Regions from separate parts of the Mus musculus genome. Here region 2 is linked to region 1. Evidence: chromatin contacts called from ENCODE Hi-C or POLR2A ChIA-PET data. All regions are on one chromosome and are shown on one strand. The core of a region is the stretch at or near the end of the contact, and the rest is flanking DNA. Distances in the headings are between cores, read along the strand shown.

Region 1 (5,624 bases), core at 2,621-5,120:
AAAGAACAACAAAAGGTCCAGCCAAGGTCTGGGGTGTAACTCAATGGGAAGGTGCTTACCTACCACGGACAGAGGGCTGGGTTCAATTTGCAGCACCAAGCAAAAGTGGGTTGAGAAGGACGCGGATGCTGGGAAACCCACTTCTCCAAGGTTCCACAGGTCTAAAGGTGAATGATGGCACACACACCAAAGATCATTAAACAGATCTAAGGCTGTTCTACAAGAAGCTGCTGAAAATTCGTTTTCTGAGAAAAGAACAGGCCTGAGGAGGAGGAACACAGAAGCGTCCACAAGTTCATCCATCCGGCAACAGGCACAGCGTTCCTATTAGGCCTTTCTGAAGAACTGCCAGCGTAAGACGCATAAAACAATTAAACTAAGGCAATCCAGCTAGTGGTAAAGGCTGTGAGTAAGGTAAGAAGAATAGAGAAATGAGGTGATTTCTTTAAAAAGCCAACATCTGAACTGCAACTTGAATGACAGAAATGAACTGGCCAAGGCAGACTTGGAGAATACTGGAGCCCCGGGGTACAGGAAGAGCAAAGGCCTTCAGGCAGTTGTTCAAATGCTAGTAGATTCAGACATAAGAGAAAGAGATGAAAACCAAGAATACACCAGCTCCAGCGTACAGGACTAGGTAGGAAGTACCTAACAAACCTGATATTCAAAGGCTGACCTCCAACTTAACGACACCTGCTTGCCTCTGCCTCACAGGAGTGCTGGGAATTAAAGGTTTCTGTCACCAGGCCAGGCCAGGGTTTTATCCTGAATGGGAGCCTTTCAATCAAGTAAGTGTGTGTGTGTGTGTGTGTGTGTGTGTGTGTGTGTGTGTGTGTGTGAGTGTGTGTGTGTGTGAGAGAGAGAGAGAGAGAGAGAGAGAGAGAGAGAGAGAGCACACCCAAGTGAGTGTGCGAGCACTTAAACTAAAATTTGAGGAAACTCTTAGGCTGTGATATGAGGAATGCACCGTAAGTAAGTAGCCAAAGTTGGAGACAGGCCAGGAAATTACTTCAGTTGACCACATAAGAGACTGTGGTAGTCTAGCAAGGGCGGTAGCACCAGGGATGGAAAAGGAGTGCACACTGAGTGCTGTAATCTCTTTTAATTAAAGGCTGGAGAGATGGCTCAGTCATTAAGAGCACTTGCTTCTTGTTGAGAGGACCCCAGTTTGGTTCCTAGTACCCTTGCCTGGTGGATCATAAACTCGTAACTACTTTAGATCTAGCACTAGGGAATCCAGTACCCTTTTCTGGCATGTGCGCACACACACTCACATACACATTAGATATAGACATACACAAAAAAATAAATTGTAAAGATTTGTAAAAATTAAAGAAAAAAACCATGTGACAGAGAGTACTTGCCATCTGGAATTACTTAGGAGATGATGAACGACAAAAGAGACTTACAGGTCTTAGGGAAGCTTATGAGACATCAGCCCAAAGTGGCATTAGCAGACTTAGGCTACTTCACCATACTTAGCCTTTGAAGTTGGGGTTTAGAGGGCATTTCATTTCTGGATAGGCTCCTTTGGAGTCAGTGGTTAAAAACCAAACAACAAAAAATGTGTAATAGATGGCACATACCTAAACCCCAAAGCTAATACAGTAATTAAGTATGCTATGCAGCAAAATAGATTCCTCCAGACTCTTATGGACTGGGATGGTAACAGGTGCCTGCATGTGGAATACAGTATAACTAAGGGTTAAACCTAAACTTCCCTGTGAAGTCATTAGATACAAAAAACTTCAGTAACATTCCACATTGCACTTGCTGCCTGGATTGTTTAACAAGCCAAGTAAGCCTACACGCCATTCGGTGTCTGTTTTACTAAATCTCACAGTATCACCAAGAGACATAGGGGGAAAACTTTCCACACCATGGCTTTAATAACTACTGCTTTTCCAACATGGTGGAATTTCACCCTAAAAGGTCCATAGGCCATAGCTGCAAATACATACGTACATACATACATACATACATACATAACTCAAAAAAGTACCGGTATGTAAAGCCACAGCGAGGGGTGGCTCTGAGATTACAGCACTAACTACTCTTCCAGAGGACCTGGGTTTGGTTCCCAGCAACACAGCCACTCATAATCCTCTGTAACTTCAATCCCAAGGATCCACCACCTCCTTGAGCACCCAGGAATGCACAAGGTGCACAAACATACATATAGGCAAAATACCCATTAACATTAAATAAAATAAATAAGTAAATAACAAATGTAGTATGATACCATATTTTTGTAAAGCAATTGCAAAAGCATCTTGAAGGATATGAACTAACATTCCGGCAAGAGGAGAGACGCGATTATCATTCTTTCCTCCTCATGTACTTCTATAAACATCTCCTCCAATCACTACAAAAACATCTCACAAAACAAAAAATATTGTTTTAGAATAGTAAAAAGGGTGAGGGTTTTTTAAAAAAATCTGAAAAGGGGGAAGTGCAAAAAGAAAATTCTCCTTTGTCTATATCATCAAGATTCCAAGTATGGGAGAAAAAAAAGAGGGAAAATCCATGATCTACACAGGAGGAAAAGATTTGATACGAGGTCCGTTACTGCCCAAGGGCACACCCTTCAAAGATAGGGGTCTAAATTCCTAAGACTTCTTCCCAGATTTGATGGACAGCAATCAATCTGTTTCCTCGTTCCTTCCTGCTGCTTTCCACAGAAACACTATAAGTATCTTGGAGAGGGGGAAATGTCCCTTTTCGAAAACACGATGGAACATCCAGGCTTGGTTTTCTGGTCTGAGTGCGGAGGGCAAAAGGGTGGGCGGCTACACTGAAGGAATCTGCGCGAGCAGGGAGTCACCTGAAGCAGGAGCACGCAGCTGCTTCCCCTAACCTCCACAGCAGACACAGGGCAGCGAGCGTTTCCAGACTAGAACCCTTGGTAAACTGTAGGTTTTTCCCAATTCTGGTACGGATAGCTGCCAAGTGACACCACAACACAAAATCGGGAGGGTGTCTTCCACACATGCAGGTATAAATGCTTCCTGAAGCTCATCAGGCGCTCCAGCTGTAAACCCAGGGCACTCCATTACTAAGGCCGCATCCTCGGCTTTTCCAACTGGGGCAACTAAAAGCATCCTGCCGCCTCGCTACAGTTAGCAAGTATCATCTTGGCTAAAATCCTAACGTTTAAGCAGCCACTTCGGAAAACTTCGGCTTTAAGCAGCGACACGGATCTCAAACCATTGCCAGGCTGTTGCCCTGCATTCCTTCCGATAACGGTGCTGCTACCTGCTCCATTGTCAGCCCCGGCTCCACGTACTGAACCAACAGAACTGAACCAACAGAAAAGGGGAATCCTTTAAATCCGCAACACAATGGAGGCTAAAGAAGAGCTCTGGCTTTTAGGATGGCAGCTACCAACACACCACAACAAAAGGGCCCCGTCCGGGTGACTTCATCGAACCCACCAGGCAAACGCCACCGCCCGGCCTTCGGGGTGACTGTCCCTAACCCCCTGCACGCCCGCGCCGCCTATGGGGCCCTAAAAGTGAAAGCACCCGGACTGCGGGTGCCTGTGCAGCCCAGCTGCAGGCTGCCGGGCCAGCGGCTGCGGGCTCCCCGGGTGCAGCGCCCAGCCAAAGGCGCCCGCTCCGCCGCAGCGGTCCCCGGGTGCGCGCGGCCACAGAAGTGGCGACGCCAAGAGGGTCGCCGAGGAGGGCGGTGGGCCGGGGAGAGAGGGGGGGACGGGACACTCACCCGCCCAAAACAGCGGCGGGCGGGGAGGGTGGCGGCCGGGAGCGTTCCGGACGCCGCTGTCGCTGCCGATGCTGCTGGCCGCCGGCCTCCTCCCCTCTGTTTGGATTCGATAGACCACGTCACTCTTAGCCACGAGACCCGGATCTGCGGGCTCCCCGAGGGCGGCGCAACAGATTGTAGCACCCGGAGCCGCTCGTGACCCTACCTAGGGAGCATGCGCGTGTCGCGCGGGCCACCTGCGTCGGAGGGGGGCGGCTCCCGCAGCTCCGGCGCTGACGTGCGTGGGCGCGCCCGGCGTGGGGGAGGCAGTTCCGGTGTGGCGGGGTGGGGTTGCTCCACCGAGAAGGAAGGGCAACCCGGCTGTTAAGTTGTCCCACGTCGCCTCCGTGCTGTCTTCCGTGGTCATGATCATCTGACGTGTCTGTCTGTTTGTCGAGGGAATGGCTTCTGTCCACGGCGGTGTTTAGTCATACTTAGGCGGAGGGGCGCGCGCACAAATTGATGACTGCTGAGACCCGGTCTACCTGCAGAGGTGGCGGTGGGAGTTCATCATCAGGCACGCGTGAAAATCGGAACTCGAAGATTACAGAAGCATGTCAGCTGGGAGGTGGGGAGGGATGAGTGATCCTGATGACGTTCGGATTTTGGATTGGAAAACAGACCTAAATTAAGTTCAACCTTAACCTTAAAAGAGAGATGTTAGAAGCCGGATGTGATGGCTCAACAGCAGAAGCAGAGACAGGCTGGTTTGCAGAGCGAGTTGCAGGACAGCCAGGGCTGCATTGAGAAACCCTGGGGGAGTGGGTGGGAGTATGTGAATTTGAGCCCAGCCAGTGCAGCATAGAATATGTCTGGGTTTTTTTGTTTTTTGTTTTTAAAAGTGAGGGGAGCCTAGCCATGGGTTTGCCCTCCTAGTGGAGGAGGGAATGTGGCCAAAGGAGGTAGCAGCACACCATTCTTGGGCTTGGAAGTTAGGAAGCAGTATTTCAACAATCCAAAGACAGCTTAATTCCCATGTAAGAAAGGACGGGAAATACCAGCAAATTGAAGTGTGGAGCCTGATAAGCAAAAAGAGCACCTCTGGAAGCAGCTGTGGCAGCCGTAATTCTACAGATGTATCCAATGACCTCGAGGAACTCTGGACGAAACTAAGCATATTTTTATAAGAAAGTACAAGAAAAAAATTATCCTGAGAATCTAAAGTCTGGACAAAAAATAGTGAACGGCAGAAAACATCCACTTGGAATTTCATTTTCTTCCCTAATAGTTTAACAATCTGACAACAAAAAAAGAAAAACAAAACCCTTTAAAACAGTGCTGCACAGTCTGTCTTTGGCTACATGGTTCACAATCCGTGTTCTACTGAGGTATGGCCTGCTTTCTTTGGTAAGGTTACAAGTTAGAAAAGAAAACAAAACCCGACCAGCGAAAACAAGCAGGGGAGCTCTGTCTTCCCTGGTACACACTGTAACTACAAAATTTCAATGAAGAAACATCCCATATTTAAAACAGAGGAAAGAAACCTTCATGATTCTCAGTGGCTGAGCTGAGAAAAACAAAACTGCTCCGGGAAGTGATGGCACATCCCCTTAATCCCAGCACGAGGAAGGGAAGGTCTGTGGAACTCTTGAGTTTAAGGCTCCCTGGTCCATAGAGTTCCAGGAGAGCCAGGGCTACACAGAGAAGCCCTGTCTTGAAAAAACAAAACAAAACAAAAAGCGGTGGTGGTGCACGCCTTTAATCCCAGCACTTGGGAGGCAGAGACAAGGCAGATTTCTGAGTTGGAGGCCAACCTGGTCTACAAAGTGAGTTCCAGGACAGCCAGGGCTACACAGAGAAACCCTGTCTCGACCACTTGCCAAACAAATACACCACGAACCTGACTTCCCAGCTTGTAATCC
Region 2 (5,334 bases), core at 825-3,324, 38 kb before region 1:
GAGCTGCCATGTGGGTACTAGGAATTAAACCCAGGGCCTCTGGAAGAGCAGTCAGTGTACTTAACCACTGAGCCATCTCTCCAGCCCAACTTTTTTTCCTGGATGCTGTGTAACTTTATAGATACCCATCCCCTTCCTGAAGCAAGATCTCACTTTGGAGTACAAGGTGACCTAGAATTTGTGGCAATCCTCCTGCTGCACTCTCCCAAGTGCAGGGATTACAGATATGAGCCACATCTAACTCTGTTTTTTTATTTTAATGTTCATCTCTACAAAAGATAACTGGGGACTGAGAATTTCATTATGACTACACTGAAAGGACTCAGTCCGAGAATTGAGTCTTCCTCTTAATAATTTCTGTATTTCAGTCCAAGCAAACACCCCCCCCCCCCACCACCCACAAAGGGTCAGGAGTAGCTCTTACACTGTGAGGACTGGAGGGCTTTCCAGGGAGGCTGGAGCCTCTCAGGTTAGGAGGCCTCAGAAGGAAGAGGAGCATGGCGATCACCATCCAGGCCATCAGGATCACAGTGATGCTGATGCCACTGTCACTGGAGGGTCCTGGCACTAAGGACGAACAGAAAAAGCATCTGTAGCCAAACTGCATCCTGACTGAAACCCTGCGAGATACACATCTGAAATGGGAGCAAGTCTGGTCCTCTGCAAGAGTAAGTGTATACGCCTCACAGAGGCACTTGTCCAGCCCCGTGCAGTAATAATCTGTGCTAACAGAGTCCTGAGCGCTGGGAGCAGGCAGGGACACTTATCACTGTGACACACCATGCCCTACACACACCCAACAGTTTTGCACTGATTTGCAAGGACCATGGACTTAGGAAACCACAAATGCGTAGACCTGCTGAAGTAAAGAAGCCAGATCAAGAATAGCTAATGGGGGGCTGGAGACTCGACTCAGGGTAAAGAACACTGCTGCTCTTGCAGAGCGAGGATCCTCGTTCAGTTCAGCACCCACAACAGTGGCCTACAACCAACCACCTGTACGTCTATTTCCAGGGGTCCAACACTCTCTTCTGACCGCCACAGACACCATGTACATGCAGGCAGTGCATACGTAAATAAATCTACAAGAATTTTAAAGAATACCCAAGAGTAGGTATGGTGGCACATGCCTTTAATCCCAGAACTCAGGACATAGAGGCGGGTGGATTTCGGAGTCTTAGGGCAGCCTCATCTACATAGAGAGTTCCAGGCAAGTGAAGGCTAGATACTAAGTCTATGTCCAAATAATAAAAAGCAAAACAAACGAAAAAAATTCTAAAAAAACAAAACAAAACAACAAACAAAAAAGCTCAGTTTTCAGAAACTAAAATTAGAGATCAGATTTAAAGAAATCCCAGCAGATTTCAGAAATGGCCTGTCAATATGACAGCTAGTTTTGGTTTTTCTGCATCAGGGAAAATCCTGTTCAGCTACCCAGGCAGGATGCTGAAACTAAGCTCACACACTGTAACAGGCTCCACAGGCCCAGGCTCACTCCCAACCTGCAGTACTGAGGCCAAAGTTCTAGCAACTGAAATGCAGTCATGTTAAGGACTTAGCTGGTACAAGAGGAGGCAGATGGGAATGTGGTCTAGTCCTAACCTCAGTCACTTTCTGAGCAACAGCTAACTCAGTGGGGCAGGAGTCGCCAAACCACATGCTTTACCAGTACTGTCTCTTTTCCTCTGCTTTGGATGCTGGGTGTTGAACCCAGGACCTTACCAGTCTAGACAGGCAGTACACCACTTCGCCACACCCAAACCCCACAGCACACGTCTCCTGTTCCCTTCAACACTCTATATGCTGTGGGGATCTAACATTTCTATTACACTTACTCTGATTTTTGTGGAGTAACACATGGAGGGGCACAGGAGAACTTTCAGGATCTGGTTCTTTCTTTCCACTGTGTGAGTGCCCGGGATTGAACTCAGGTAAGCGTCTTTATCAGCTAAGCCACAGGACTGAACTTTCCTCTTACACAGGTCAGTCCGTTATCCAGTACCCTCAGGTCTCCAGGGTAGCCGAGGCTCCTGATTTTCCTGCCTCTAACTGCCAGACAAGTATGTGTTGTCACACCCCAAAACACCAGAAACACAAACATCTCTGCTGACCCACCCAGTGACTAAGCCTATCGAGCTCTGAGGACGCCAGCCTGACCTTTGCTGGGGTGACTTGGACTTGCTTCTCTAGGCTTCACTCTCTCCAACGTTATCTTTCCTAGTTACTTCACTTCTTCTCCAGCCAGAGTTTCCCTCGCCTGGCTGCACATCATCAGGAAGACCTGTGACCTACAGCACAGATTCTGAGGCCCTGTGTCAGACCATCTGATTCAGAGCAGTAGAGGGCTGTGGGCTAGTATTATAATTTTTTAAGCCTTCCAAATGAGAATGATGTAACACCAATTCAGTACTTCTCTGGCAGGGAGTACTGGAAGGAGTCCTTCCACCCCCTATCTTCCACCTTGCCCAGCACAACAGCCAGTCTCCCATTTACTCTCTGCCTCCCTCTTCTATAACAACCCCACTACTTCTGCTATCGTCCTGCCGCCTCTTCAAAGGATCATAGCATTTCTCAGTTGAAGGAATAGCTTGCCTAAGCCATTAACTTTCTAAGAGCAGGGACCATCTCATGGCTATTTGATCTTGGTTTCTTTATCTGTGAAAGTTAAACATCCTATCACCTCATAGGGGAGCACCAGGCCAGGGACAGGCAGGACATGAAAGCAGAATGACACACTGCCCAGAATGGCATGTGGCAAACGGGGGTGGGGGGTGGGGGGAGGAGGCAGGCACCAAAATCCCTCCACTTCAGAGTCTAAATAGACATGATTTTCCTGACCTTCAAGGCTTGATGCAAGATATTCATATTCTCTCTCTATCTCTCTCCTCTCTCCCCTCTCTCTCCTTCCCTCTTCCCTTCCCCCTCTTTGAGTGCTGGTGATCTAATCCATCCATGGGTTCCAGCAAGTTGGGCAAGCCCTCAACTCCCACACCCATATTTATCTGTGGGATGTAGAAGGGAAACATGCCATGGCACCCTCTGGGGAGACAAGAAAATAATTTGTGGGGGTCGGCTATCAGTTTTAAGGCTCATTTACACTACTGTCAATCATCCAGTTGGCCACATGAGGGCTGCTGGAGGTGGGTCTGCTGTATATGAGTCCTGAGGACCACGGGTGCACGTGAGGTCTGCTGGGAATGAGTCTGAGCTGTGGAAAGTCTTAAATATCCTGTAAAGAGAGAAATGCCTGCGGAGGTCATGGAGAGGTGTGTGACAGTAATACTTAAAAAAAATTTAAAGGTGTGTGTGTGTGTGTGTGTGCACACGCACGCGTGTGCAAGCACACATGCCACAAGCACACACACTGAGGTCTGAGGACAATTTGAGAAAGTTAGTTCTCTTCTCCCACAGTGTGTGGTGGGGGGAGTCCCAGAAACCTGAACTTAGATCATCAAAGTTGCAGCTTTATCTGCTGGGCCATCCTGCTGGTCCTGCTTGCACTGAGATATCCTGTAACCAGGCTATGTAGCCATGGCTGGCTTGAACTCTGTCTGTCTCTAGAATGCTGAGACAGCAGGCCTGTGCTGCTTACTCCTGGTTTGCTGAATTTTAGAAAATAATTATGGTGCCATTCTAGGAAGTAAATTTGGTATATGAGACCCAAAGAGGCCAGAGGGAAAACAAAACAGCAGGCGAAGAGGACACAATTAGTGCTGCAGCAGCAGCAGCAGGCAGCAACAGACAGCAGCAGCAGGCAGAGATGGAAAGAATGCTGCTGAGGCATTAAACACATAAATTTGAGGGGGTCAGGAACAGTGGGCCAGGCAGGACAAGGCCATCCTGAGCTAGGTAGTGAGTTTGAGGCCAGCCTAGGCACACACTGAGACCACTAGGCACACAGTGAGACCACAGAGACAGGCTAACGTGCAGTTCGGTGGTGGAGCACTGGCCTAGTGTGCATTGAGGACTTGGGTTTGATCTGTAGCACCAAAAGAAACAACAGTTTTTGAAAAATATTCTACAAAGCCCTAAAACGTTCTTCATGTTCAGACAAACCTCTGAACTGCCTTTAAAAGTGGTTGTATGAAAAACCTAGACTTGTTCTTCAGATGGCCACCTTTTGTAATGAAATAGCCATGTCCACTGGTAACTATAAAATGCAGGGGCTAGAGGAAGGTGCCAAAGCGGCAGGGTTTAGATCTAGACTGGGAAATAGGGAGGGAGGGAGATCACTGCCGTGATGCTGGGGATCTGGAAGGGAGAAGGGTCTGCCTCCAAGTGCCCCTGCCTTCACCGAGCTGAGAACCAAGACTGACATAGATGTCCAAGTAAGACAGTCTCTACATACATAATGGCTGGACACGGGACAGCAGAGGGTGGTACCACTGAGAAGGGAAAAGTGTCCACAAAATGTAGATAGAGTGAAGCCAGCAGGACAAGGCTTTGCAGCTAAAAGCACCGCCTCCAAGCCTGAAGATCTGAGCTTGGCTCCCCACCCCCACCCCCTCATACAACCAAATTGTTTTTTTATATAGCAAACGCAGAGTGAGAGGCAGCTGGAAGCAATCTTAGTCAGGAGCCAATGGGATGTGTTTACTGCTGACTCCTGCAACTGGAGTGAGGTTCAGAAGCCAGGCAAGACGTGGAGACCAGAGAGACTTAGTCGCAGAAGCAGCCAGTCACAGCCAGAGCATAGGACTCACAGGTCAGAACAAGGACCTTCAAGTGTGCTTCAAACAGAAAGCCCCTGAAAAGTTTTAGGTGAAAAGAAGCCAAAAGCAAACTCTTACTTGTTCAAGCCAATTGTGTTATGAATAACAGCAGCAGGGAGCTAAACTGGGAGGGAGTTAGGAACAGGCAAGGCTGGGCATGGTGGCACTCGCCTTCAATCCCACCACTTGGGAGGCTGATTCTTTGTGAATCTAAGGTCAGCCTGTTGTACACAGTGAGTTCTAGACCAGCCAAGGGTACAAATAGGTAAGGCCCTGTCGCAAACAAACAAATAGACAGAAAGACAAACAAACAGACCCTACTATAATGGCCTAGATATGAGGTGGTAAACAGAGAGGAGGCAGAACGAGGTGCTATCAAGTAGAGTGTTGGTTACATCCTGAAGGTAGATATAAAGGACAGGCCTGAGAGCCAAGGGTCGTTTACAGAACAGACAAAGGAGGAAAAGCAGCCGTGACAGAGCTACCAGAAGCCCAATTCTGAAGATTTGAGATTGCCTATGAAACACCACAGTGGACATGTCCACAAGACAGTCACCAGCACACACATCATGAGTCATGAGACTTGAGAACGTCATCAAGGGAGTGTAGGGAAGGAACAGCT

Evidence for each region. A loop is a pair of places that touch in the nucleus more often than their neighbours do. ChIA-PET counts read pairs that join two places held with the same protein, here RNA polymerase II (POLR2A).
Region 2: a map of heart shows a loop between it and region 1 (1.9-fold over the local background). The contact joins the enhancer-like site here to the promoter of Smim14 in region 1. A Hi-C loop is called at or near these places in 3 of 37 maps with a recorded cell type or tissue (gastrocnemius and heart). POLR2A ChIA-PET finds 5 or more read pairs at or near these places in 3 of 5 experiments (Patski and embryonic stem cell).

Annotation. Positions count from the first base shown.
Region 1 is chr5:65,489,013-65,494,636 of GRCm38, forward strand. Smim14 (small integral membrane protein 14) reads right to left here and starts at 3,871. Exons shown (of 5, transcript NM_133697.4): 1 at 3,724-3,871.
Region 2 is chr5:65,452,762-65,458,095 of GRCm38, forward strand. Smim14 (small integral membrane protein 14) reads right to left here. Exons shown (of 5, transcript NM_133697.4): 4 at 425-567. Among named protein-coding and RNA genes, the nearest start is that of Ugdh, 20 kb to the left of the region's middle. Within about 2 kb of position 2,075, at least 1 of the 3 ENCODE cell types and tissues checked has a DNase peak (open chromatin) inside an H3K27ac peak, as active enhancers do; it is heart, where a contact is called at or near this core.